6 separate regions of the Homo sapiens genome follow, and regions 1, 2, 3, 4 and 6 are each linked to region 5. Evidence: chromatin contacts called from ENCODE Hi-C or POLR2A ChIA-PET data. All regions are on one chromosome and are shown on one strand. Each heading gives the region's core, a stretch centred on a gene start or an enhancer-like site at or near the end of the contact. The rest is flanking DNA. Distances are from core to core; before and after follow the strand shown. Region 1 overlaps CFAP251 (cilia and flagella associated protein 251). Region 2 holds the start of SRSF9 (serine and arginine rich splicing factor 9). Region 3 holds the start of COQ5 (coenzyme Q5, methyltransferase). Region 4 overlaps SPPL3 (signal peptide peptidase like 3). Region 5 holds the start of RNF34 (ring finger protein 34). Region 6 holds the start of CFAP251 (cilia and flagella associated protein 251).

Region 1 (3,986 bases), core at 341-2,840, 590 kb after region 5:
TCCTGCATCTTGGCACTGAATCTTCTAGAGCCACGGTAGCCAACCTTTTAAAATCAGTTGAGGGCACTTAAAAAAATACATCAGTATTTTTACACCTGATTTTTACACCTGGGCCCCAGCCTTGTGCAACAGAACCTAGGGGTGGAGTCTAAGCATGGACAGTTTTTAAAGCCCCAGGCAGCCAGGGCTGAGGACCTTGGCGATGGAGCCTGTTAGTTCGCTTTCCTTGTGTATATCGTCTCTTGAGCATCTCTTCACATGGCCCAGACCTTAATAGACACTGAATAAATATTTGCTGACCCCAGTGACTAAGATTGAAAACCAGAATGCAGAACTGTTCTAGTAATAATTGAGAGACTTGTATTTCATTGGCTTTGCACTAAACCAAATGCTCAGTAACTACTAGTAAATCGAGTAAAATTAACTAGGGCACTAAATGATTATTCTAAGCTTCTTGTGAGTTTCAAGAGAATTCTTTTTGTGGCCTCACTTGTGTCCACATTATTTACTTCATCATTCATTCATTCATCCATTCATCCATCTATCTATCCATTCAGTAAACATTTCTCTGAGCCTCTATAATGTGCCAGGCTCTGAACTAAGCTGCCGGGGAAATAGAGATGAAAGCTCTGGCTACAGCTTAATGGGGAAAACAGATGTGAGCCCAAAGAATTAGAGCGTGCACCGCAGCTGCCACCCATTATTACTCTCTACTGAAAGTCACAAGCTTGGGGCTGATTCATTTTGGCACCAGTATCACCTCCGTGAACCCCTGTGGTCTAAGAGCAGCAGTATTCAAAGTGTGGTCCCCAGACCAACAGGATTGACTTCACGTGACCTAGGGACTTACAAGAAATGCAAATGGTCAGACCCTATCCCAGACTCAGAAACCCCCCAGGTGGGACCAGCAGTCTGTTTGAACAAGACCTCCCGGTCATTGTGAAGCCTGACATGTCAGCGAGCCTTTGCCTTCCAGCCATGTTTCTCAAGCTTGGCTACGCATTCAAATCATTCGAATGAGAAGCTTCCAAAAATTTGGTCCCCAGACCAATTAAATCAGGATCTCAGCTGGTTGTGGTGGCTCATTCCTGTAATCCCAGCAATTTGGGAGGCCGAGGCAGGCAGATCACTTGAAGTCAAGAGTTTGAGACCAGCCTGGCCAACAGTAGGAACCCTGTTGCTACTAAAAATACAAAAATTAGCCAGCTGTGGTGGCGCGCGCCTGTAGTCCCAGCTACTTGGGAGGCTGAGGCAGGAGAATTGGTTGGACTCAGGAGGTGGAGGTTGCTGTGATCCGAGATCACGCCACTGGACTCCTGCCTGGGCGACAGAGTGAGACTATCATCTAAAAAAAAAAATCAGGTTCTCAGGGAATAGGATCTGGGCCTCAGAACTGTTTAAGCTCTCCAGGTGAATGGAATAAAGCCCCGCCTTAGCAGGCGTGAGAATGCCAATCAAAGGCCAGGCTGACTGACAACCACCAGTGCGTCTGGGCCGCTCAGCTAGGACTCCTGCTTCTCTCAAGCCATCTTCACACGGGGGCGTTCAGAACAAGCTCTGCGTTCTATTTCCAGCTCCGAGGTTCCTCTCCCAAGCATGAACTTTGTTCAGACAAGTAGCAGAACCTGCCTTTTCAACGAACACTTGCGAAGTCGGCTCAGGAAGGAAATGTCAGTGATGCCGAAGCTGCCAACTCCGTGCTTGTTGAGTAGTGATTCTTGATCAGTCATACGGGAAGAGAGAGTAAGAGGTGAATCACATGCTGAGTGGTTTGTGCTGTGAATGTTTGCTGAGCTCTTTGGAACTCTCTGGGTATGAGTAACTCAGGCCCTTATGAATTCCTTTTGTCGTCTTAGTCTCCTGTTCTGAACTGAGTTAAATCATATATTACATTGGTAATTTATATATATTTATATATATTATTTCTTTTTTTTTTCTTTTTCAGACAGGGTCTTACTCCTCACTCCTGTTGCCCAGGCTGGAGTGCAGTGGCACAATCACGGCTCAGTGCAGCCTCCACCTCCCGGGCTCAGGTGATCCTCCCATCTCAGCCTCCCAAGTAGCTGGGACTACAGGCACATGCGCCACCACGCCAAGCTAATTTGTTGTCTTTTTTGTAGAGACAGGATTTCACAGCCCAGGCTGTCTCAAGCTCCTAAAACGATCTACCCACTCCAGCCTCCTAAAGTGCTGGGATTACAGGCGTAAGCCACCCCACCCAGCCAAATTATAATTTATCTTATGTTATGATTACATGTATTGTAATTAGCAAGTGCATAGAAAAATATAATCACAAGAGCTCTCCCTCTCCCTCTCCCACTCCCTCTCCCTCTCCGTCTCCCTCTCCCTCTCCCTCTCCCCACGGTCTCCCTCTCATGCGGAGCCGAAGCTGGACTGTACTGCTGCCATCTCGGCTCACTGCAACCTCCCTGCCTGATTCTCCTGCCTCAGCCTGCCGAGTGCCTGCGATTGCAGGCACGCGCCGCCACGCCTGACTGGTTTTGGTGGAGACCGGGTTTCGCTGTGTTGGCCGGGCCGGTCTCCAGCCCCTAACCGCGAGTGATCCGCCAACCTCGGCCTCCCGAGGTGCCGGGATTGCAGACGGAGTCTCGTTCACTCAGTGCTCAATGGTGCCCAGGCTGGAGTGCAGTGGCGTGATCTCGGCTCACTACAACCTACACCTCCCAGCCGCCTGCCTTGGCCTCCCAAAGTGCCGAGATTGCAGCCTCTGCCCGGCCGCCACCCCGTCTGGGAAGTGAGGAGTGTCTCTGCCTGGCCGCCCATCGTCGGGGATGTGAGGAGCCCCTCTGCCTGGCTGCCCAGTCTGGAAAGTGAGGAGCGTCTCCACCCGGCCGCCATCCCATCTAGGAAGTGAGGAGCGCCTCTTCCCAGCCGCCATCACATCTAGGAAGTGAGGAGCGTCTCTGCCCGGCCGCCCATCGTCTGAGATGTGGGGAGCGCCTCTGCCCCGCCGCCCCATCTGGGATGTGAGGAGTGCCTCTGCCCGGCCGAGACCCCGTCTGGGAGGTGAGGAGCGTCTCTGCCCGGCCGCCCCGTCTGAGAAGTGAGGAGACCCTCTGCCTGGCAACCACCCCGTCTGAGAAGTGAGGAGCCCCTCTGCCCGGCCAGCACCCCGTCCGGGAGGGAGGTGGGGGGGTCAGCCCCCCGCCCGGCCAGCCGCCCCGTCCGGGAGGGAGGTGGGGGGGGTCAGCCCCCCCGCCCGGCCAGCCGCCCCGTCCGGGAGGTGAGGGGCGCCTCTGCCCGGCCGCCCCTACTGGGAAGTGAGGAGCCCCTCTGCCCGGCCAGCACCCCGTCCGGGAGGGAGGTGGGGGGGTCAGCCCCCCGCCCGGCCAGCCGCCCCGTCCGGGAGGGAGGTGGGGGGGGGGTCAGCCCCCCCGCCTGGCCAGCCGCCCCATCCGGGAGGTGAGGGGCGCCTCTGCCCGGCGGCCCCTACTGGGAAGTGAGGAGCCCCTCTGCCCGGCCAGCCGCCCCGTCCGGGAGGGAGGTGGGGGGGGTCAGCCCCCCCGCCCGGCCAGCCGCCCCGTCCGGGAGGTGAGGGGCGCCTCTGCCCGGCCGCCCCTACTGGGAAGTGAGGAGCCCCTCTGCCCGGCCAGCCGCCCCGTCCGGGAGGGAGGTGGGGGGGTCAGCCCCCCCGCTCGGCCAGCCGCCCCGTCCGGGAGGGAGGTGGGGGGGGTCAGCCCCCCTGCCCGGCCAGCCGCCCCGTCCGGGAGGTGAGGGGCGCCTCTGCCCGGCCGCCCCTACTGGGAAGTGAGGAGCCCCTCTGCCCGGCCACCACCCCGTCTGGGACGTGTGCCCAACAGCTCATTGAGAACGGGCCAGGATGACAATGGCGGCTTTGTGGAATAGAAAGGCGGGAAAGGTGGGGAAAAGATTGAGAAATCGGATGGTTGCCGTGTCTGTGTAGAAAGAAGTAGACATGGGAGACTTTTCATTTTGTTCTGCACTAAGAAAAATTCCTCTGCCTT
Region 2 (4,204 bases), core at 32-2,531, 930 kb before region 5:
CTCTTCAGCCATCAACGCCTCGCGGTGCTTCCTGCCTGCCCTTCCTCAGATGCTCCCCTTGCCCTATCAATACGTCCACCCCAGGTAGGTCGGACACCCTACGAACATTCCGCGTTCCCCGGGAGCAAATGATGCTAGGAAAACAGGGTGCGGGCTCTTATTTGGCCGGAGTGGAGTGACCAGGTCAGCGCCGCAGCTGCTAACCACCACCAACCACAGTTTTGAAAGTTCCTGGGCTTTTTCCGGCCTGAGGGCCGACGCTGTTTGCAAAATCACAAGCACTCCTTAGAGCGGGGTTAGGAATCTAGAGTTTCCAAATCCCTGGAACCTTTAGCATCTCGCCAAGCCTCCCTCATCAAAGGAGGGAAGTGAAATCAGAGCCCCACTCCGGCTGTTTTAGAAGTTTTCCCGAATCCGTGATCCCTTTACAAAGCCCGGGCCCTGGCCTGCGGGGCGGGGCGCGCGAACGGCGAGCTATTCCACCAGAGATCCCTCCACGACCTCCAGCGGCATCCGCGACCCTGCAGCTTGCTCTCCAGCCACGGCGAGCACGGGCCGGGGGAGAGGCGAGCGGGAAGGGCGAACGGCGACCCCCGCGCTGCCCCGCGGCCGCTTCCCCCTACGGTGCTGCCCCAGGCAGGAGGCGGACAAGGCTCATTTGGACCCCCCGAGGCCGGTGCAGGCGGGCTTGGGCCCTCCAAAGGCTCAGCTTTTGGGTTTCTAAGTAAAATATTGGAATAATAAAAATAAAGGAAGTGACGACGGCGCGAAGGACGGCCCGGGCCTGCGAGGAGAGGCTGCCTCATCCTCCACCCGTGAGGGGGCGCCGTGAGGGGTCTGCGCGGAGGCGGGGGGAGGGGAGGCCGGGGGGAGGGGAGCCCTGGGGGAGGGGACAGCAGGGAAGGCGGGGGCCTCAGGCACCGAGGAGGAGAGGGCAGGGGCGCGGGGGCCTCACCGGGGGTCCTCGAAGCGCACGAAGGCGAAGGGCACGAGGCCGTGCCGGTTCTTGAGCTCGATCTCGCGGATGCGGCCGTACTTGTAGAACAGGTCCTCCAAGTCCTTCTCGCGCACGTCGGTCGGAAGGTTCCCCACGTAGATGCGCCCGTCGCCCTCGCCGCCGCGCTCGTCCGCCCAGCCCGACATCCGCACCGCCCGACGCCGCGGGCCCGCCGCAGCCCACGTCGCCGCCGCCGCCTCAGCACGGGTCCCCCCGCAGCGTCCCCGCGGGCTCCGAGGCGCTCAGCCGCACTGCATTGTGGGAACGCGGAGCGGAAGCGAAGGGGTCGGCGGAGGCAAAAGGAGTCCTCTTAAAGAGAACGCGGCTGCGACCATTGCGCGTGCGCGCAGGCCGGCGCCCCCTGGAGGTGCGAAGGGCCTTCGGGCGCTGACAGGGAGAGCCTGGGGCCGGGCCGTGTGGATGCCATCCCCGAGCGCGGTTCGCGCTCGGCTGAGGCGCTGGACAAGTGGCTTGGGCTCCCGCGCCTCAGTTTCTCTCTGTGGCGCCGCCTACCTCACAGACTTGTGAGCACTCACTGACGTGGGTAGCGCCCAGGGCCTGCGGGGCGCAGGAGAGCTGGAGTCAGGCGGAGACCGCAGGCTGACCCCGCAGCGGCCGGGCTGTCGCGGCCCCCACCTCAGGTCAGTAGGCCCCCGGGCCACCCTGTCCCCATTTTACAGTTGCTCAGAACTGACGGTGTCAGCATGAGATGGACTCCATAGCTTGGCCTTGAGTTTGTCGGAGTCGAGGGAGTAAGACTCTTAATGAGTATCACAGCGATCACTATAGAGTGCATCCGACTTGTGCTTTTCATCCTCTCCCGGGCAGAGTCTGAGGCCACAGAGGGGTCAGGAATGGAACCCAGAGCCATGCTCCCATCCTAAGTACTGAGTCCTTATGGAGCTCAGGTAGACACCCACCTTGGCACTTACTTTTCCACATTCACATCCCAGAACGCGGAGCATTGAACCCAGGGACCTTACAGTGAGGCCTTGCACCAGAAGACTTTTTGTTTGTTTTTGATACAGGGTCTTATTCTGTTGCTCAGGCTGGAGTGCAATGGCGCGAACACGGCTCACTGCAGTCTCGATCTCGCTGGACTCAGGTGATCCTCCCACCTCGGGGCGCCGTGAGGGGTCTGCGCTGCGTCCAGCTAGTTTATTTTCTATTTTTTTTGTAGAGAGGCTGGTCTCGAACTCCTGGGCTCAACCGATCCTCCAGCCTTGGCCTCCCAAAGTGTTGGATTACCGGCTTGAGCCCGGCGCCCGGCTGGAATACTCCTAACCTAAAGATTGTTCAGGCTGGGTGCGGTGGCTCACGCCTGTAATCCCAACACTTTGAGAGGCCAAGGCGGGAGGATCACTTGAGGTCAGTAGTTCGAGACTAGCCTGGGCAACATGGGGAAACCCCGTTTCTACTAAAAATACAAAAATTAGCTGGGCGTGGTGGCGTGTTCCTATAATCCCAGTTACGCGGGAGGCTGAGGCAGGAGAATTGCTTGAGCCCGGGAGGCGAAGGTTGCAGTGAGCCGAGATCATGCCACTGCACTTCAGCCTGGGTGACAGAGTGAGACTGTCTCAAAAATAAATAAAGATTTTTCATATTAAAAATGAAACCTGGCTGGGCGTGGTGGCTCATGCCTGTAATCCCAGCACTTTAGGAGGCTGAGGTGGGTGGATCACTTGAGGCCAGGAGTTCAAGACCAGCCTGGCCAACATGGCAAGACCCGCCCCCCTACTAAAAATACAAAAAAAAAAAAAAATTAGCCAAGCTTGGTGGCACGCCTGTAGTCCCAGCTGCTTGGGAGGATGAGGCACGAGAATCGCTTGAATCTGGGAGGCAGAGGTTGCAGTGAGCCGAGATTGTGCCACTGCACTCCTCCAGCCTGGGTGACAGAGGGAGACTCTGTCTCAAAAACAAGACAAAACAAAAACAAACAAAAAAAGGGACTAAAACCACACATTTAATCAGAAGGTAGTTGATTTCTCATTATACCATCTGAGCATTTTAAAATCAAAACAAACCAAAGACTAGACACCCACATATACTACTGAGTGTATATCTTTTTTGGAATACAAGTTGATAGTATACATCAGGCTTTCATAATATACATATACCCTTCGATCTTGTAATTCTGCTTGTAGGATTTTTTGTTTGTTTGTTTTGAGACGGAGTCTTACACTGTCACCCAGGCTGCAGTGCAGTGGCGTGATCTCGGCTCACTGCAAGCTCCGCCTCCCAGGTTCATGCCATTCTCCCGCCTCAGCCTCCTGAGTAGCTGGGACTACAGGTGCCTGCCACCACGCCCGGCTGATTTTTTTATATTTTTAGTAGAGACAGGGTTTCACCGTGTTAGCCAGGATGATCTCAATCTCCTGACCTCGTGATCCGCCTGCCTCAGCCTCCCAAAGTGCTGGGAATACAGGCGTGAGCCACCGCGCCCAGCTGCTTGTAGGATTTTTATCAGACGGAAATAAGCAAGAGATTCTCATAATAAATTACATGTGTATATTTATCATTGCATTCTGTGCAATTAAAAAAATTAAACTTGATAATAAGGGAGTGGCTCAACACATTAACTTTGAATGTTACACAATTATTAAGTCATGTTTTTAATATGACAGAGATATTAAAGTCACAGTAATTTACAGTTAAAGTGAATTGAAAGTGGTGTTTAATGTATACACATATATAGTGTATTTGCTGCTTGTAACAAAAAAAAAATAGAAAAAGCTTTCCAAATGTTGTGGTTGTGGAGATATCTCTTGATGGCAGTGATTTCTATGTTTTTATTTATGCTTTTCTGTATTTCTCAAATTGTAATTAGCATGCACTACTTTTATAATTGGAATAAAACATAATAAATGATTCCTAAAATAAAACCATTATAACTATCTGTTGTATTCTGGATTATGTAAAGCATCTAGCTGTTCTCTAGACAAGCAGGAAAGAGCCCTGGCCAAATATGATCTCGAGTCTAAGTGTGCAGCCTTATAGGAGCTTACATATCCTATAGGCATCCGAAAGTCCAGATGCCTTCTCATTTTGGGTGGTGTGCTTAGGTGTATTAATACCATTCTCTGAGTCCTACCACTCCTATGTGATTGTTGCCTGGAAAGACAAAAAAGGAAAAAAAAGTGCTGTTGGAGACAATTGGGCAGTCTCCTAGGGAGAGAGAAATAGAGTCAGCTAAGTGACTCAATAGGA
Region 3 (4,074 bases), core at 149-2,648, 870 kb before region 5:
ATCACGAGGTCAGGAGATCCAGACCATCCTGGCTAACATGGTGAAACCCTGTCTGTACTAAAAAAAAAATACAAAAAATTAGCCGGGCATGGTGGCGGGCCCCTGTAGTCCCAGCTACTCGGGAGGCTGAGGCAGGAGAATGGCGTGAAGCCAGGAGGCGGAGCTTGCAGTGAGCCGAGATCGCGCCACTGCCTTCCAGCCTGGGGGTGACAGAGAGAGACTCAGTCTCAAAAAAAAAAAAAAAAAAAAAAAAAAAAAAAAAAGAAACCCCGTCTCTACTGAAAATACAAAAATTAGCAGGGCACAGTGGCAGATGCCTGTAATCCCAGCTACTCAGGAGGCTGAGGCAGGAGGATCGCTTGAACCTAGGAGGCTGAGGTTGCAGTGAGCCCATATTGCGCCATTGCACTCCAGCCTGGGCAACAAGAGCGAAACTCCGTCTCAAAATAAATAAATAAATAAATAAATAAATAAAAACAACCAAAAAAACCCCTATTTTTCTCTAGAGGTAAAGAACGGGGGCTTCAGACTCAGATTAAACTGGGTTTGAATACTGGTTCCGCCACTTACTGATATGTTCAACTGGGCAACTTCTTGCTTAACCTTTAAGTCTCAATTTCCTCACGTGTAATATGGTAATAACAATACCCACTACTGGAATGTTGAAAATGAGAATTGAAAATAATGTCTGTACGTTGCCTGGCACATCACAAACGCTCAGTTGATGGGATTTAGTCATCAGTATTCTGCTTTTAAAAAGGGGGCGTCTGGCTGGGCGCGGTGGCTCACGCCTGTAATCCCAGCACTTTGGGAGGCCGAGGCAGGCGAATCACCTGAGGTCAGGAGTTCGAGACCAGCCTGGTGAAACCCCATCTCTAGTAAGAATACAAAAAAGTTAGCCGGGCGTGCTGGCGGGCGCCTGTAATCCCAGCTACTCGGGAAGCTGAGGCAGGAGAATCGCTTGAACCCGGGAGGCGGAGGTTGCAGTGAGCCAAGATCGGACCATTGCACTCCAGTGTGGGCAACAAGAGCGAAATTCTGTCTCCAAAAAAAAAAAAAATCATAACTGCACAGACAACAACACTGGAACTAATTGGATGTTAAATCAACCCTAACTGGCCAGAAGAAACCAGACCATGGACGGTCAGATCCCTCCCATCCGCCCTCTCGCCCCTTTCACCTTTGCCCCCCTTCTCCTCTTCCGACACAGTCTCAAACCCAAAGTGCGTTTCCGCTGCCCGCTTCTCTTGGGACAAGAGCCGAGCACTTAGTAGGTCCCCGGGCCAAGAGCTACGAAGCCCGAGGAGCTGGCAGCCCCGCATCGCCCGCGACCACCCACGGCCGCAATAGCTCCATAGAGCACAGCTCCCGGGGGCCGCCATCTTGGTAGTCGAGTGACAACGGCCAGAGAGTACGCCTTGTTGCGTCACTCCACGAACGACGGCGGCTGGCCGGCAACATTATTAGCCGAACGCGCCCTGAAATCTGATACACAGTTGTGCCGGCATTATCTCTAGGATCCAAAGGGTGGTCTCTAAGTATCGGAAATCCCTTCCTCTCTCTCTTCTCAAATTGAATTTACAATTCACCAGGAATCAGGGGATCTCAGGGGAGCCCCGGGTCACCTCTTAGCGGCCATGTCTCTGAATCCGGCTAGGCAGAAAAGTACTAACTCGCAAGATATCCAGGAACTCTTGTTGTCTTGTGCAGAAGGGGGAAATTGAGGCATGGTGTGGTTAAAAAGCCAAGATCACGGGCCAATTCCTGCACACTTTGTTGAGCGTAAGAATCACTTGGTTTACGTTTTAAAATGAAGATTCCTGGGTCCCCAACTACCAGAGATTTTGATCTGACCTATATCCCTTTAATCTCTATTTAAACAAATTTCTCTGGCGATTCTGATGCTAAAGATGCAGACCATTCTTGAGAAACATATGTTACACTACTCTGAAAAATAAACATAGGACAGACTTCTTTGTTCTGTCCGTTTTATGAACCTAGGAAGCTCATAAATGGGAACGAAAGCTCTGGTATCCACTTAGCAAGCCAGAACCACCACTCACACTTGGTCTCCTGCTGACACAAAGCTACATTCCTAGCTCCAGGTGGCATGTCATGGGTGTTTTACTTCAGCCCCAGATTTTCAGTCTTTTTTTAATGGCAAGGGTAATGCAGACCGTCTTGTGCAAAATAAAGAACGGACGTTGTTGAGTTTTGCTTGGATTACTGTATGTTTCTGCTTTCATTCCATTTTAAATGTATGTTTCCTGTAAATATTTCACGAGGAGAAAGCGCCAATAGAAGAAACTGTTTTGAAATGAAAATTCTCTTCCTGGTTTAATATAGCCTGACAGATGGACACCTAACCGCTTTCGTTTGGGAAGTACTGCGCTGGGATTTCTGTTTCTTTCTCTTTTATTTTAAGAATGATAGAAGGTCCTCGTTGGTATAGTGATGAGAAAAAAAAAAGGAAGGATACAAGGGCGAAATGATTCATCCATGTATTCATAATTCTCATGTCTTTGTTAAAAGAAATTAAGTGGCTGGGTGCGGTGGCTCACGCCTGTAATCCCAACACTTTGGGAGCCCGAGGTGGGCGGATTGCATGAGGTCAGGAGTTCGAGACCAGCATGGCTAACATGGTGAAACCCCGTCTCTACTAAAATACAAAAATCAGCCAGGCATGGTGGTGCACACCTGTAGTCCCAGCTATTCAGGAGGTTGAAGCAGGAGAATCCCTTCAACCCAGGAGTCACTGGTTGCAGTGAGCTGAGATTGCACCACTGCACTCAAGCCTGGGTGACAGAGCCAGACTCCATCTCAAAAATAAATAAATAAATAAATAAATAAATAAATAAAGTCTCATCAAAGAATCTTATATCTTCCATATCTAGTTATATAAAAGAATGGATCTCAGGATTTAGGGCTGTTCCTTCTGCACATCAGATTAAGTATCCAGACCAACAGTATTTCACTGTTCTCTTATTTCATATGATATGTGGAGGAAAACCTGTAAAAAGTGAAGTAGGACAAGGACTGTTGGAAGGTATTTTTTTTTTGAGGTAGCGTCTTGCTCTGTTGCCCAGACTGGAGTGCAGTGGCATGACTTCGGCTCACTGCAACCTCTGTCTTCTGGGTTCAAGTGATCCTCCTGCCTCAGCTTCCCTAGTAGCTGGGATTACAGGCATGCGCCACCATGCCAGGCTAATTTTTGTATTTTTAGTAGAGATGGGGTTTCGCTATATTGGCCAGGCTGGTCTTGAACTCCTGACTTCAGGTAATCCACCTGCCTCAGCCTCCCAAAGTGCTGAGCCACCACTCCCGGCGCTAATTTTTGTATTTTTAGTAGAGATGGGGTTTCACCATTTTGGCTAGGCTGGTCTTATTTACTTATTTATTGATTCATTCTTTATTTTGAAATAGGATCTCACTTTGTCACCCAGGGTGGAGTGCAGTGGCACAATCATAGCTCACTTCTCACCCTCCCAGGCTCAAGCCATCCTCCCACCTCAACCTCCTGAGTAGCTGGGACTACAGGTGTGCACCACCACACTGGGCTGATTTTTGCATTTTTTGTTGAGACAGGGTTTTGCCATGTTGCCCTGAATGGTCTTGAACTCCTGGGCTTGGGCAATCTGCCTACCTCAATCTCCCAAAGTGCTGGGATTATAGGCGTGAGCAACCGCACCTGGCCCTGGTCATTTCCTTAATAGCATGTCTATGTGATCTTTTGAATCTCAAACTACTATGGTTGGAAGGGAATCATTTGTAATTTTCCAAAGTACAAATAGGTGTGGTATGATTCCCAAAGTCTTAGCGTCTATATCTGTAAACCATATGTTTTTGTTTTTTGTTTTTTAATTTTTAGTAGAGAATTGGTTTCACTATGTTCAGGCTGGTCTCAAACTCCTAACATCAAGTGATCTTCCTGCCTCAGCCTCCCAGAATGTTGGGATTGAGCTACCTTGCCTGGCCACATACATGATTTTCCTTTTTTTTTCTTTTTTTTTTTTTTTGAGACAGAGTCTCGCTCTGTCACCCAGGCTGGAGTGCAGTGGCCCAATCTCAGCTCAC
Region 4 (4,585 bases), core at 1,889-4,388, 510 kb before region 5:
AGCCAGGCGTGGTGGCGGGCACCTGTAATCCCAGCTATTCAGGAAGCTGAGGCAGGAGAATGGCATGAACCTGGCAGGCAGAGCTTGCAGTGAGCCGAGATCGCACCACTGCACTCCAGCCTGGGCGACAGAGCAAGACTCCCGTCTCAAAAAACAAACAAACAAACAAAAAACAAACTTAATTCTAGATGGATTAAAAACTTCTATGTGAAAGGCAAAGCTTGAACTCTAACCTATTCCTATTTAGAGGAACATATAGGAGACTATCTTCAAGACTTCAGGCTAGAGAAGAATTTCTTAGGACACAAAAAGCACTCACCATAAAAGATAATGGTAGATTCTACTCCCAGGTATATAAACCCTAAGAAAACTCTGAAACATAAATACCAGGAAAATATACAAGAATGTTCACAAGACTCCTCTGAAATAGCCTCAAACTGGAAACTAAATATTTATCAGAACAGATAAATAATGTGATTATATATTCACAGGATGGAACATTATACAGCACTGGAAAGGAATGCAACAACTGGGACAAATCTTAGAAAAAATATTGACTGAAAAAAACAAATTATAAAAGACAATATATGTCATCTTTATAAACTTATTTAAAAAAGCAAAACAAAACATGTTGTACAGTAAAACATTAAAATGTAGACGTAAGCCGGGCGTGGTGGCTCATGCCTGTAATACCAACACTTTGGGAGGCCAAGGTGGGTGGATCACCTGAGGTTGGGAGTTCAAGACCAGCCTGATCAACATGGAGAAACCCTGTCTCTATTAAAAATACAAAATTAGCCGGGCGTGGTGGCGCATGCCTCTAATCCCAGCTACTCAGGAGGCTGAGGCAGGCGAATCGCTTGAACCCAGGAGGCGGAGGTTGTGGTGAGCTGAGATCACGCTACTGCACTCCAGCGTGGGCAACAACAGCGAAACTATGTCTCAAAAAAAAAAAAAAAAAAATGCAGATGTAAATCTAGTTTTTTTAAAAAGCAAAGGGATGGTAAACAAAATTCACGACAGTGGTTACACCTAAACGGGGACAGGGGACAGAGGCATGAGGAAGGACAAAGGAGAGTACAAAGGGGGCTTCCAGAACATTGGTAATCCTATAGTTTCTTTAACTGGTGAAGTTCATGAGCGTTCATTATGCTACACATACAAATCATATATTCTTCTGTAGACATTAAATATCACATAAAAATGAAAGCACAGTATAAACCTGTTCCTGCTTTTGTGTAAAAAATGATCTACAGTTCCTATATGTAATGCCCAAAAGGGTAACATGAAATGTTACCATAAATTTTCTAAGTAAGTTAAATATTAGGTAATTAGGATTTTTCTTTTTTTACTTCTATTTGGGATTTCTGGGTTTCAACAACTTGTATAATTTAAAAAAAAAAAAAAACCAACTGTCACAATATATGGATTTTTTTTAAACCTGAAAGATATGCAACAAATTTAATGAAAGATCTCTCTGTGTTGGTAGAATTGTGGGTAGTTTTTCTATTCTTTTTGTGTTTATCTACACTTTTCAATATTTTCACCAATAAAATATGGTATTACAGTTTCATAATTCCTTATCTGACACCCTTATGGCTGGAGATGTTTCAAAATTATGGCTAGAGTTTTTTTGGGTTTTTTTTTTGGGTTTTTTTTTTTTTTTGGCTTTCAGAAAGGTAACAATGGTGTGTGAAGTGGGTGACAAGTCACACCTATTCAATAAATAGATACTAGAAATAACTTCAGTTAAGGTCTTGTTTTGTTACCAAAGAGGTCTAAACCAGATTTTATCCCCTAAAGGAATGGCATTATTTAGTGTAAGTAAGGCTTCCAATTCCGCCCCTACTGGTCCAACTAATTTGGAGCTTAATCACTGCAGACTGCACTCAGTTGGGAACAAACAAAAAAACCCTTATATTAATACTTTGTAATACCAACAAATCAAAGCATTTCAAACTCAACTAAAAGACATTTCTTTCTTAGTAAGGCTAAGGCTTTCAGACACATTTCAAAAATGAAGCTAATGAACAAGTGTCAAAGTATAAAATATTTGGAAATTATCAAAATAATAATGTATACAAAAACTCAACAGAACCACCAAATAAACTGATTAAAAAGATAGTACCACTTACGGTGTTCTTTAATTCCATAATTGTGCACGGGACCTACAACACATAAGTATTTCACATGGCCTTCAAATTCAAACAAATCAGTGAACTCACAAATGGGCCCTGGGTCCATATTATCACAAATGCCAGGGTATAGCATGTAAATTAAGTCATGATCGTTGTTCTCTTGGTCAGAATACCATTTATGGACTCCAACTCAAAAGCATGTGAGTACCACTTAGAATAACTACATGTCCTTAAGGCATCTAATAGTCAGTAATAATGCAATGGTCAAATCCTGTTAAAGTATTTGTATCTAAACATGCAAGTGCCCATAAAAAGTTGTTTTTTTAATCCTCTGTCACTGGAGCACTGATCAGCTATCCCTATCTTCAACCATCCTTGAGGCAATGACCTACAACTATGGTTACTAAGGGATCACAACTCAATTGCCTCCAGGAGCTAGGTAAACAGCATAAATGAGTGAGGTAGAGATTCAGTGTACAGTAAACAGAAAGTGATGGGGACTCAGCCAAATTAGAAAATGTAAGCTGTGAGTAAAGTCATTCAAACATTAAAACTTTTTTTTTTTTTTTTTTTTTTGAGACAGAGTTTTGCTCTTGTTGCCCAGGCTGGAGTGCAATGGCGCGATTTCAGCTCACCGCAACCTCCACCTCCTGGGTTCAAGCAATTCTCCTGCCTCACACTCCTGAGTAGCTGGGATTACAGGCATGTGCCACCATGCCCAGCTAATTTTGTATTTTTAACCTGTCCATGTTGGTCAGGCTGGTCTCGAACTCATGACCTCAGGTGATCTGCCTGTCTCAGCCTCCCCAAGTGCTGGGATTACAGGCGTGAGCCACCACGCCCGGCCAAAAAAAAAAAAAATTTTTTTTTCCAAATTCAGTCCTTCTAGTAATCAACTGACTGACTAGGAGACACAATCTATACAACAGCCCACTCTGAAATCTCCTTGTCTCTAAATTGTCTTAATTACATCTGCTGGCATTTGACACCCAGTCTCTAACACTATAAACTTCTGATGAAAAAGGATGTGGTTTATTCTATTTTAGTTACTATAGCAGAGCCCCAAAAGGCATAAAGTCATTCATTAAACACAGAGATCAAATTCACAACCTTACTCTGTCTAACCAAGTGAGCTGTGTGGTTAGGCAGTACAAGTGGTATATAACTGATACACAACAGGCCAAAGCAGACCTTGAACACCTATAACCATCAGAACAAGGACCAAACGATAACAGTTCCAACAGATTTACTTGCTGAGAACTATAGAATCTGGTACATCTCTAATGAGGAGGGAGGCAATTTTCTTCCTCCTGTGAATTTAACTGCTCGCAACCAAAAATCTGAGCTATGAGGAGCTTCCTCTCTGAAACCCTCTAAACACCCTCTTCCCCACTGAAAGAAAACCCGGCAGTAACAATATAAAACTAAAGAACTAGAAATACAGACTGATCACACACTCATCTGTTTTTCCTAAAGACACACAGATCATACATGTGAGCAAAAATCTAGATCATAAGTATTTACCACCTCTGGAACCGCACTGTTCAATATGGGAGCTGCTAGCCACATGTAGCTACTGAGCACTTGAAATGTGGCTAGTCTGAATTGAGAAGATCTTGTACTAAAAAAAGTTAAAATGTCTCATTAATTTGTATATTGATTACATACCATCAGTGATATAATAATTTTTTTTTTTTTGAGACAGAATTACCCTGTCACCCAGGCTGGAATGCAGTGGCACGATCTCGGCTCACTGCAACCTCTGCCTCCCAGGTTCAAGCAATTCTTGTGCCTCAGCCTCCCACCATCACGCCCGGCTAATTTTTGTATTTTTAGTAGAGATGGGGTTTCACCATACTGGCCAGGCTGGTCTCGAACTCCTGACCTCATGATCCACCCATCTCGGCCTCTCAAAGTGCTGGGATTACAGGCGTGAAATAAGTATTTTTATGTAAATTAGTATCACCTTTTTAAAAAAACTTTTTAATGTGGCTACCAGAAAACTTTACATTACATATATACCATATATTATACTTCTATTGGGCAGTGCAGCTCTAGAAAAGGTAGTATTTTACAACTAACTCCTCCAGTGATTATCCTCCTGGCAAAGAACTGACACATCAAGGCACCCCTCACCGCCACTTCCACCCACCAAACCTTCAGTCATGAAACCACTCCTAGTCCCAAGCTTACTGATGATGCAGCAGGTTGCCAGAGTAATTCGGTTAATCACTTAACCAAAGGGAAGAAACTAGTTTAACAATTATCTGAGGCTAATTTCTTTCTAAATTATTCCAGCACGCAAAAGAAATAAGAAGTAGCCTGAAGAAAAATCTGTGAACCAAAGGTGTACTAAATTTTTGTTCTTGACACAAGATTTTTAGTTGACTAAAACAGAGGTTCAACTTTGGTAGTACACTTCTAAAAACAATCAGACCTAACATTTT
Region 5 (4,013 bases), core at 796-3,295:
GTATGTTTTAACATTTTTGGGCCGGGCGCGGTGGCTCACGCCTGTAATCCCAGCACTTTGGGAGGCCGAGGTGGGCGGATCACGAGGTCAGGAGATCGAGACCATCCTGGCTAACACGGTGAAACCCGTCTCTACTAAAAATACAAAAAACTAGCCGGGCGCGGTGGCGGGCGCCTGTAGTCCCAGCTACTTGGGAGGCTGAGGCAGGAGAATGGCGTGAACCCAGGAGACGGAGCTTGCAGTGAGCAGAAATCGCGCCATTGCACTCCAGCCTGGGCGACAGAGCGAGACTCCGTCTCAAAAAAAAAAAAATTTTTTTTTTTAAGAATTGTCAGGCATTTTCATAGCAGCTGCATCATTTTACATTCCCACCATTCATGTATGAAGATTCCAAATTCTCCACATCCTCACCATCTATTTTCTTTCTTTTTAATGTTACCCATCCTTGCAGGCGCACAGCGGTATCCATGGATTTGATGTGCATTTCCTTGATAGTTAATGATGTTGAGCATCTTTCATGTGCTTATTAACTCTGGAGGTAGACCTGCCAGGCCTTTTCTAATGAGGGACAACCATGGCTTTGTACCCCAAGAACATTTTTATTGAGTTGCTTTGTGTCTAGATCATTAGGAGAATTAATTAATACTTTCTCTTCCAATGAAGCTCAGCTGCGTCCTACATCGTGAATGAAAGGCTTTCTGTACATTTTTCCAAAAAAAACCTAGGACTATTATGGATAAGAAGTGACATTATCTGAGCAGCACTTGAAGCAAGAGAAATACATACTCTGATGCATTATTTCAGTCTAAGGAAGTGGCCTGCCACGCACTCTCTCTCTCTCCGTGTGTTTTAATCTAATATAGCACAACTTGTCGAAGCAAATCTATAATGTATATAAATAACAGAACAGTCTTAGGTCCTCATGAAGAGCGAACTGACTTTTTTATGTTTAAAATCTTAAATACTGGTTAAGTTAGAGGTGAGATTAAAAAGTGTAGGAAAATCGGCTGGGCCCGGTGGCTAATCTCAGCACTTTGGAAGGCCGAGGTGGGCGGCTCACCTGAGGCCAGGAGTTCTAGACCAGCCTGGCCAACACAGTGAAAACCAGTCTCTACTAAAAATAGAAAAAATTAGCCGGGTGTGGGGCGGGCGCACGAAGTCCCAGCTACTAGGGAGGCTGAGGCAGGAGAATCCTTTGAACCCGGGAGACGGAGGTTGCAGTGAGCCGAGATCACACTATTGCACTCCAGCCTGGGCAAGAGCAAGACCTTGTCAAAAATAAAAAAAAGGTGTAGGAAAATAAACTGTCATCCAGTACAGCTGAAGAAATCGATACCTTAATTTACAACCTCAGTTTCTCTGTCCAAAGGCAATTCCAAGACTCGAGCAAATTCTTTTATTATGCTACGATTTTGGTTATTTTGAATACAGCTTTTCAAAGAGCCCTTGGGATTTGAGAGCCCTTGGTTTTCTAAGTGTTTTCAATAAGTCTTGTTTTTAAAGGCCGCGTCCTAGCGAGTGCAGCTGCCGCTCCTTACCGGACCCACGAGTGAGGAGCCCCGAGGTCATCACCGAGCATGAACGCGGGAACGTCTGGGAAGGAAATCTGAGGCCCTGCTCTGACGGTCATAACAAAGGCCTTCGAGCCAACCGGCGTGTTCAAATTCACCACGGCCCTTCCCGCGCTCCCCTCCCCGGAAACTTGACCACCTAGCCCAGAAAGCCGCAGCAGCTTCCTCAGGGACGCTATCTCCCATTTCAAACACCCAACCGAGAAAGCAGCGCCGCAGCGCGCCTTCCGCCACGCCCAGGTCCGCAGGTCTTCGCTCGGGGCGGAAAAGAATCCTCCCCGCGCACTCCCAGCCAGGAGGAACGCCAGAGGCCCCGCCCAATCCCTGTCGCTTCATTGGCTCTGGTGACCGGCCTCCCGAAAGTCGGCTTCCTATTGGTCGTCGTGGCCGCCGCTCTGCGCTTTTACCGGGGCACGCGGCGAGCGTGACCACGCCCCTTACGTCCGGACGCTCGGTCGCCTCCCGGGGCGCGGTAATCACCGCCCAGAGGGAAGGAGGTCGGCAGTGTGAGGAGCTGCTATGGTGCTGAGTTTCCTGGTAGAGCCGGCCGAGCTGAGGCGGTCGCGGCCATGAAGGTGAGGGGCCGGTGGAGCCGGACAGACCCTCCTCGCCAATCCTATCCTGCCAGGGCACCTGAAGCGCCTCCTTTCTTTCCGCCTTAGCGGTTACCTAGTCGTCATCTCGGAGAGCTGCGCTGAGGGGGGTCGCTTGCCCGGCTTCAGGTGCCCCAACCGAGCCAGGGCAGGCTGCCGGACCCTCTCGAGCTCCTCCAGTGCCACCCCCGTCAGCGACCCGAGCGGTGGGGAGAAGCCGGGCGTCCCTAGCGTTCGCGCCGGGTGGGCCCCTCTCTGCGCCGGGCCCTGTGCGCCTCCTCGGGGGCCTGAGGCAGAGCCGCCAGGGCTCGCCTGAGCCTCGGTCCCTTGGCGCGCGGCGTGCCCTTTCCCGCCCCGAGTCCTTGAACTAACCCAAGTGTTGGGGACATCGTGGGACCGAGGAGAACAGGAGGGGTGCAGGGGGTGGTGAGGCTAGGGCCAGGCTAACGGGTTAAAGAACTCTCAGGGTGGGGATGCCACCCGGAAGGGGTGCTTCGTAGGCTGCACGTCGGGGCCGCGAACTAGAGAAGGCTGGATGTGCCTCCATCGCCACTAGGTAAACGCAGCAAGGAATTTGGCAGCTTGAGTTCTCCAAGGTGGGAGTGAGAGCGTGGGAGCATTACTGATGAGAAGTTGAAGAAAAGGGGAAAGGGGAGCGGGGTTTCCGGCCTACTTCTGAGAGATGATTCTCAACCCGATCACTGAGAGTTCTGAAGAGCTTTGTGAACAGCAGTCAGTTCAGGGTATTGATTCATTTGCCGAACTCAAACCAAGTGGGATGAGTCATAAGGTGATGATAACTTTCAGACCTAGATGGTTTCGTTAATCTCAGTGCAGAGGTGTGCTGGGGGTGGGTAATCTAGCAGGTGAGCTGCTAGATTAACGCTGTCTCCATAAAGCGTCAAAGATTTACTATAGAAGATTGAAAAAGAGTGTCAGCTGGTCACAGAAATTCAGCACATGTTTTGTTGAACGTTTTCTGTGCGTTAGCCAAGAGGGAGACATGGTGAAGAGAAGTAATTCAAAATACAGTCTCATCCCTTAGGAAGGCAGTTTACCATTCAAAAGAAGAGTTATTTGTAAGTAACCATATTACAAGGCAGAAGGCTATAGGTATCAAAAAAAAAAAAAAAAAAAAGGCAGGGACAAAACACAGGAGCCAGAAAGGATACTTCTGGCTACAGAAAGCAAGGAATATTTTTGGAATAGGTAACTTTGGAACTGTGCCTTGAAGTATGAGGATATTGTAAAAGCTTATTTTTAACTTTCCAGTTTAGTTATAAAATATTATTACAGCTTGAAATATCTATTAAAGTATCTAGAAGTAGCTTTATTTCCTGAAAACCACCCTCTGCTGTGTTAAGATCCAAAAACAAAGCAGGGATCTTTATATATAATGCCTCGAAGAATCAGTATCTTTATTAATATTAAATTTGTGGCCCATTAAGGAACTAGCTATCGAAGGAAAGAATTAGAGACAGGTCCAGTGTTGAAATTTTTAAACAAGTTCTTTGAAAACAGACGTGTGTTTTGAATTGAAGTGGAAGGTACTACTTTCTAAGATGAAATTTTAGAAACAAAGTTTGGTGGCAATTGAAATTATAGAAAAGATACGTATTTTCAGAAGCAAAATATGGACCTGAATAGACATCAGCCTGTGCCAGATGACAGTTATAAATGATGCTTTTGTTTTTGTGAAACTGGATTTACACCATTGAGGATTTGGGCTGTTAAATGTTTATTATTTAACTTAATGTTGATTTATATTGAAATTGTTTAATTGTGGGTATGCTCATCTGTAGATTTCTGGGCAGAGACTGATTCCTGATGTCATGGAATGCTAACATGT
Region 6 (4,395 bases), core at 1,166-3,665, 520 kb after region 5:
TTTAAAAGAATGAAAGAACATTGGTGAAAAGGTCAGAAGGGCTCAGCCTCTGACCTTCCTGAAGGGAGCCTCCAAACTTACGCCATTCCTTTTCTTCTTTCTTCCAGCTGCAACATTATTCCTCTGCAAAGATGATTGTCCCTGGGGAACAGTAACAGGAAAGCATCTTCCCTTGCCCTGGACTTGGGTCTAGGGATTTCCAACTTGTCTTCTCTCCCTGAAGCATAAGGATCTGGAAGAGGCTTGTAACCTGAACTTCTGTGTGGTGGCAGTACTGTGGCCCACCAGTGTAATCTCCCTGGATTAAGGCATTCTTAAAAACTTAGGCTTGGCCTCTTTCACAAATTAGGCCACGGCCCTAAATAGGAATTCCCTGGATTGTGGGCAAGTGGGCGGAAGTTATTCTGGCAGGTACTGGTGTGATTATTATTATTATTTTTAATAAAGAGTTTTACAGTGCTGATATGACCCTGTTGTCACCCCAGCTGAATTTCTTATGACCCTCCCAAACCAAAGCTCAGATGGGGTCAGAAGAGCTTCATAGAAAGTTGGGCAAAACAGGCTAGCAATTGCAAAGTCAGGCTTTGACCAACATATTTCTTTGCACTGAGGCCTTGCTGCTGTGGATACGGAAATGGTTAAGTACTGTGCTTCCTCAGCAGCTGGGCTGTCAGGGCCATAGTAGCTCCCTTTGGAGAACAGGGAAAGCCTGGAGGCTTCCCAGGTGGCCCAGCGTGGTGTCCTGTCAGCTTCCTCTTTAGGAACCCACCAGAGGGCAGCAAGCTCCTTTCACTTCGCTAGTAAGAACCCCTCCGTTTTTGTGTGTTTTTGTTTTTGTTTTCTGGAGACAAGGTCTTGCTTTGTCACCCAGGCTGGAGTGCAGTGTCGTGATCAAGGTTCACTGAAGCCTTGACGCTGTGGGCACTGCCTCAGCCGCCCAAGTATCTGGGACCACAGGCGTGCACCACCATGCATAGCTAATTTATTTTTTGTAGAGACAGGGTCTCCCTGTGTTGACCAGGTTGGTCTCGAACTCCTGGGCTCAAGCAGTCCTCCTGCCTTGGCCTCCTAAAGTGCTGGGATCACAGGCGTGAGCCACTGCGCCCAGCCCACTGCTAGTTTGACTTTTTATAATTGAACCTCCTGGCTATGCCCTGAGATCAGCGCTATTTTGTAAACCGCTGAGGTATGGATAGGAACGAGTAGATCAGACCTCTTGAAAATGCTTATTCTTCCTCCCTTTTATTTTTTGTCTCTTTTAAGATGGTAAAATGGTTCTCAGGGATTCCTGCCAATACTTTGAATTATTTTTTCCTCTCCATGGTATCAGTGTTCATTTCCCCAGTTCTTGCACACCGCTTTCTGTTTTGGCAGTTCTGCCAGGCAAGCCCTGTGTTCCTTGGGACTGGTTTTGCTGTGGTTGGATACAGATACCAGCTTGCCTTGATGGGATTGGTATTGCTGTGTGCTTCCAGCCACAGGTTCTCACACTCAATTCCAAAGCCTTCCTATTGGGCGAATTCCCTCAAACTCTATTTGACCTGACAGCCATACGTATTCCCCTCTGGTAGCCACAGACATGCTGTGTTTACCAATGTTTGCTGTTTAAATTGCATGTTCTAATTCCACGTATTTTCCAGTCTCTTTTATAAAGTCTCAGACTATAATAAACACAGCTTGCCCAGTTTATCCTTTCTTTTTTATTTTAAGATGTATGCATATTAATCAATTTACCATCACTGGGGCATGGCAGTGTGGGCGGGGAGAATTATTCACATTCTCCTAAAATGACAGCAGCAGAGAGCCTTCTGCCTCAGTGGCTCTGGCTGGTTTCCTGCAGGGGTCCCAGTGGAAACCCGTGTGGCCACCTGTTGCCGTCTTCCATGAGATGTTAGTGGAGAGCCACTTTGACGTGGAATGATCCTAATAGATATAGCCAGACCGGTTTTGCGGAAACGCTTTGTGCTGAGAACCGCAAGCTGGTGCACCCTGTGTCATATCTGCCCCCAGCCAGCTGGAATTGTCTGCAACACGCGGTGCCCGGTGAGGAGGCAGGCAGGACGGTTGTGTGCTGCATCCATGAGACCTGGAAATTCAGTTTGCTTTTGGAAAAGAGCATTGTATCCGAGTTCATACTTCTCCACCCCATCTTGCCAAGGTTGCGGAAAGTAAAAATTGGCAGTATTGGCCGCTGCAGCTTCTTAGGGGACGGGACCATGTGAAAAGGTGGGATCGTGCGAGCGGAGGAAGGACAGAAAAGCGAGGAAAGTCTATGCCGCCAGCGACCGGCAGGAGGCACGTCGGGCACGCTCGTCACCGTTTCCTGGCACGTGACCACCGCCCTGCCCTGTCGCTTTAGGGCCTGTCGCTTCCGGCGGTGGCGGTTGCCATGGGGACGGAGCTTGGGTGGCAACCAGAACTAGGGAGCTGGTGGAGAAGGTGGCGGCCGCTGGAAGGAGGCCCGGGAGGTGGCTGAGGGGTCCAGGCGGCGGGACGACTCTGGCCTTTTGAAGACCGGGGTGGGTGCTCTCTGTAAGTCCGGGGCGGAGGCCACGCGGCCCTGGCGAGGGGGCCCCCGACCTGGCGGGGTCTGGTGCCCCTTGGGGGGCGCTCACCCGACCTGGCCCTTGTGGGGCCTGGGGCGGCCCCAGGGAGACCTGAGTTGGAGGCAGAGGCCGCACCTGGGCTTTAATCCCCTCGCAGAGCCACGCACCTGGCACCCCTGCCCCAAACCCCTGCGGCTCGAACCCGGCTGTCCAGACGCGCCGGCGAAGTTGGGCTCAGTCAAAAGAGGCTCGGTGGTGAGAGCCCTAGACTTGATTCAGAGCAGTGATTTTTCAGCTGGAGAAACTAAGTGCCAGAGAAATCTCGTTCTTACTAGCGGTGTCATCTTGAATAAGTCACTTCACCTCTCAGAGCCTCAAACTCATTTATCCATTCATTATTTATTTATTATTATTATTATTATTTTTTTTTTACCAGAGATGAATTTGAGGAGCTGATACATTTAGTGCTGAGAAAGAAATTAAGAAATAGAAATACCTTTTCTACTCTGTACTCTCTGGGACTTTATTTTCAAAGTGTTGAGTTCTCTTATTCTAATGTCACTGAAAATGTAGGGATTTTTTTTGTTCGGGGTCCAACTCTTTAGGGATAAAGTATCCATCCTTATTGTTTTCCTAGTTCAAACTCTTGTTTGTTGTAAGGAATAAATGGAGAATATGCCAGAAGGCTTTCAAACTGTTCATTTCTTTGCACATTAGGGTTGCTTTTCTCTCAAATAATAACAACTGCTACCATTTTTTCAAGCTGTATGTGCCAGAATTGTGATGAGCATTTTATATATGTTATCACTTCTCTACAACAACCCTAGAATTTAGGATTATTCTTTTCATTTTGCCCATGAGAAAATGCAGACTCTGAGGGGTAAAGTGACTTGCCCAAGGTCACAGAGCAAGTACGTGGTGGAAATGGGATTCAATGCTAGGACAAGCTGACAGCAAGGCCCTTGCTTTTAACCACTAGGCTACCCTGCTTCTTCTCGTATTCCTGTTTCTAGAATTGTTGCTAATATGTGGGTTATGCATTTTGCTGCCTGTGGGAATATAAATATATTTTAAATGAGTAAAAAGGCTACAAGGTGTTTATTCCCAGAAAGTTGACAGGCCCTGGATCAGTATTTTTAAGATCTGGGCCACAAATACATATACTTTAAGATTTCCCAGCTGCGCGTGATGGCTCACGCCTGTAATCCCAGCACTTTGGGAAGCCAAGGCGGGCGGATCACTTGAGGTCAGGAGTTTAAGACCAGACTGGCCAAAATGGTGAAACCCTGCCTCCATTGAAAAAATACAAAAATTAGCTGGGTGTGGTGGCAGACGCCTGTAATCCCAGCTGCTCGGGAGGCTGAGGCAGGAGAATAGCTTGAACCCTGGAGGCAGTAATTGCAGTGAGCCAAGATCGTGCCACTGCACTCCAGCCTGGGCAACAAGAACAAAACTCTGTCTCAAGAGAAAAAAAAAAAAAAGGTTTCCCACAAATGTGACTTTTTTTTTTTTTTTTTTTTTTTGAGAGAGGGTCTCGCTCTGTTGCCCAGGCTGGACTGCAGTGGCATGATCTTGGCTCGCTGCAACCTCCGCCTCCCAGATTCAAGCTATTCTCCTGCCTCGGCCTTCTGAGTAGCTCAGATTACAGGCACCACCACCACACCAGGCTTTTTGTATTTTTTTTTTTTTTTTGAGACGGAGTCTCGCTGTGTTGCCCAGGCTGGAGTGCAGTGGCACGATCTCGGCTCACTGCAAGCTCCGCCTCCCGGGTTCACACCATTCTCCTGCCTCAGCCTCCCGAGTAGCTGGGACTACAGGCGCCCACCGCCAAGCCCGGCTAATTTTTTGT

The links. A loop is a pair of places that touch in the nucleus more often than their neighbours do. ChIA-PET counts read pairs that join two places held with the same protein, here RNA polymerase II (POLR2A). Pooled maps may share reads with other maps.
Region 1: a pooled map shows a loop between it and region 5 (6-fold over the local background). The contact joins the enhancer-like site here to the promoter of RNF34 in region 5. A Hi-C loop is called at or near these places in 2 of 37 single-sample maps with no recorded cell type and 5 of 50 pooled maps. POLR2A ChIA-PET finds 5 or more read pairs at or near these places in 1 of 52 experiments (activated T-cell).
Region 2: a loop to region 5 is called in a pooled map, with 7 times the contacts of the local background. The contact joins the promoter of SRSF9 here to the promoter of RNF34 in region 5. A Hi-C loop is called at or near these places in 6 of 50 pooled maps. POLR2A ChIA-PET finds 5 or more read pairs at or near these places in 2 of 52 experiments (GM12878 and activated CD8-positive, alpha-beta memory T cell).
Region 3: a map of gastrocnemius medialis shows a loop between it and region 5 (2.8-fold over the local background). The contact joins the promoter of COQ5 here to the promoter of RNF34 in region 5. A Hi-C loop is called at or near these places in 1 of 168 maps with a recorded cell type or tissue (gastrocnemius medialis) and 7 of 50 pooled maps. POLR2A ChIA-PET finds 5 or more read pairs at or near these places in 2 of 52 experiments (activated CD4-positive, alpha-beta T cell and activated naive CD4-positive, alpha-beta T cell).
Region 4: a pooled map shows a loop between it and region 5 (3-fold over the local background). The contact joins the enhancer-like site here to the promoter of RNF34 in region 5. A Hi-C loop is called at or near these places in 1 of 50 pooled maps. POLR2A ChIA-PET finds 5 or more read pairs at or near these places in 3 of 52 experiments (T-cell and activated CD4-positive, alpha-beta T cell).
Region 6: a pooled map shows a loop between it and region 5 (6-fold over the local background). The contact joins the promoter of CFAP251 here to the promoter of RNF34 in region 5. A Hi-C loop is called at or near these places in 5 of 50 pooled maps. POLR2A ChIA-PET finds 5 or more read pairs at or near these places in 2 of 52 experiments (T-cell and WTC11).

Annotation. Positions count from the first base shown.
Region 1 is chr12:121,990,646-121,994,631 of GRCh38, forward strand. The region is part of intron 19 of CFAP251 (cilia and flagella associated protein 251); the gene reads left to right. Among named protein-coding and RNA genes, the nearest start is that of BCL7A, 29 kb to the right of the region's middle. RefSeq lists enhancers at 390-439, 1,522-1,621. Within about 2 kb of position 1,591, at least 13 of the 41 ENCODE cell types and tissues checked have a DNase peak (open chromatin) inside an H3K27ac peak, as active enhancers do.
Region 2 is chr12:120,468,467-120,472,670 of GRCh38, forward strand. It overlaps SRSF9 (serine and arginine rich splicing factor 9), which reads right to left and starts at 1,282. Exons shown (of 4, transcript NM_003769.3): 1 at 956-1,282. The coding sequence starts at 1,143. It also overlaps a transcript of DYNLL1 not described here. RefSeq lists silencers at 521-690, 941-1,240.
Region 3 is chr12:120,527,760-120,531,833 of GRCh38, forward strand. It overlaps COQ5 (coenzyme Q5, methyltransferase), which reads right to left and starts at 1,399. Exons shown (of 7, transcript NM_032314.4): 1 at 1,181-1,399. The coding sequence starts at 1,382. RefSeq lists enhancers at 389-1,159, 1,160-1,929, 1,276-1,735.
Region 4 is chr12:120,883,158-120,887,742 of GRCh38, forward strand. The region is part of intron 1 of SPPL3 (signal peptide peptidase like 3); the gene reads right to left. Among named protein-coding and RNA genes, the nearest start is that of SPPL3, 19 kb to the right of the region's middle. Within about 2 kb of position 3,139, at least 5 of the 41 ENCODE cell types and tissues checked have a DNase peak (open chromatin) inside an H3K27ac peak, as active enhancers do.
Region 5 is chr12:121,398,073-121,402,085 of GRCh38, forward strand. RNF34 (ring finger protein 34) reads left to right here and starts at 2,046. Exons shown (of 6, transcript NM_025126.4): 1 at 2,046-2,146. The coding sequence starts at 2,141. RefSeq lists enhancers at 1,589-1,668, 2,154-2,685, 2,686-3,217.
Region 6 is chr12:121,916,177-121,920,571 of GRCh38, forward strand. It overlaps CFAP251 (cilia and flagella associated protein 251), which reads left to right and starts at 2,416. Exons shown (of 22, transcript NM_144668.6): 1 at 2,416-2,519. PSMD9 (proteasome 26S subunit, non-ATPase 9) reads left to right here. Exons shown (of 6, transcript NM_002813.7): 6 at 108-2,121. The coding sequence ends at 135. RefSeq lists a silencer at 2,545-2,694.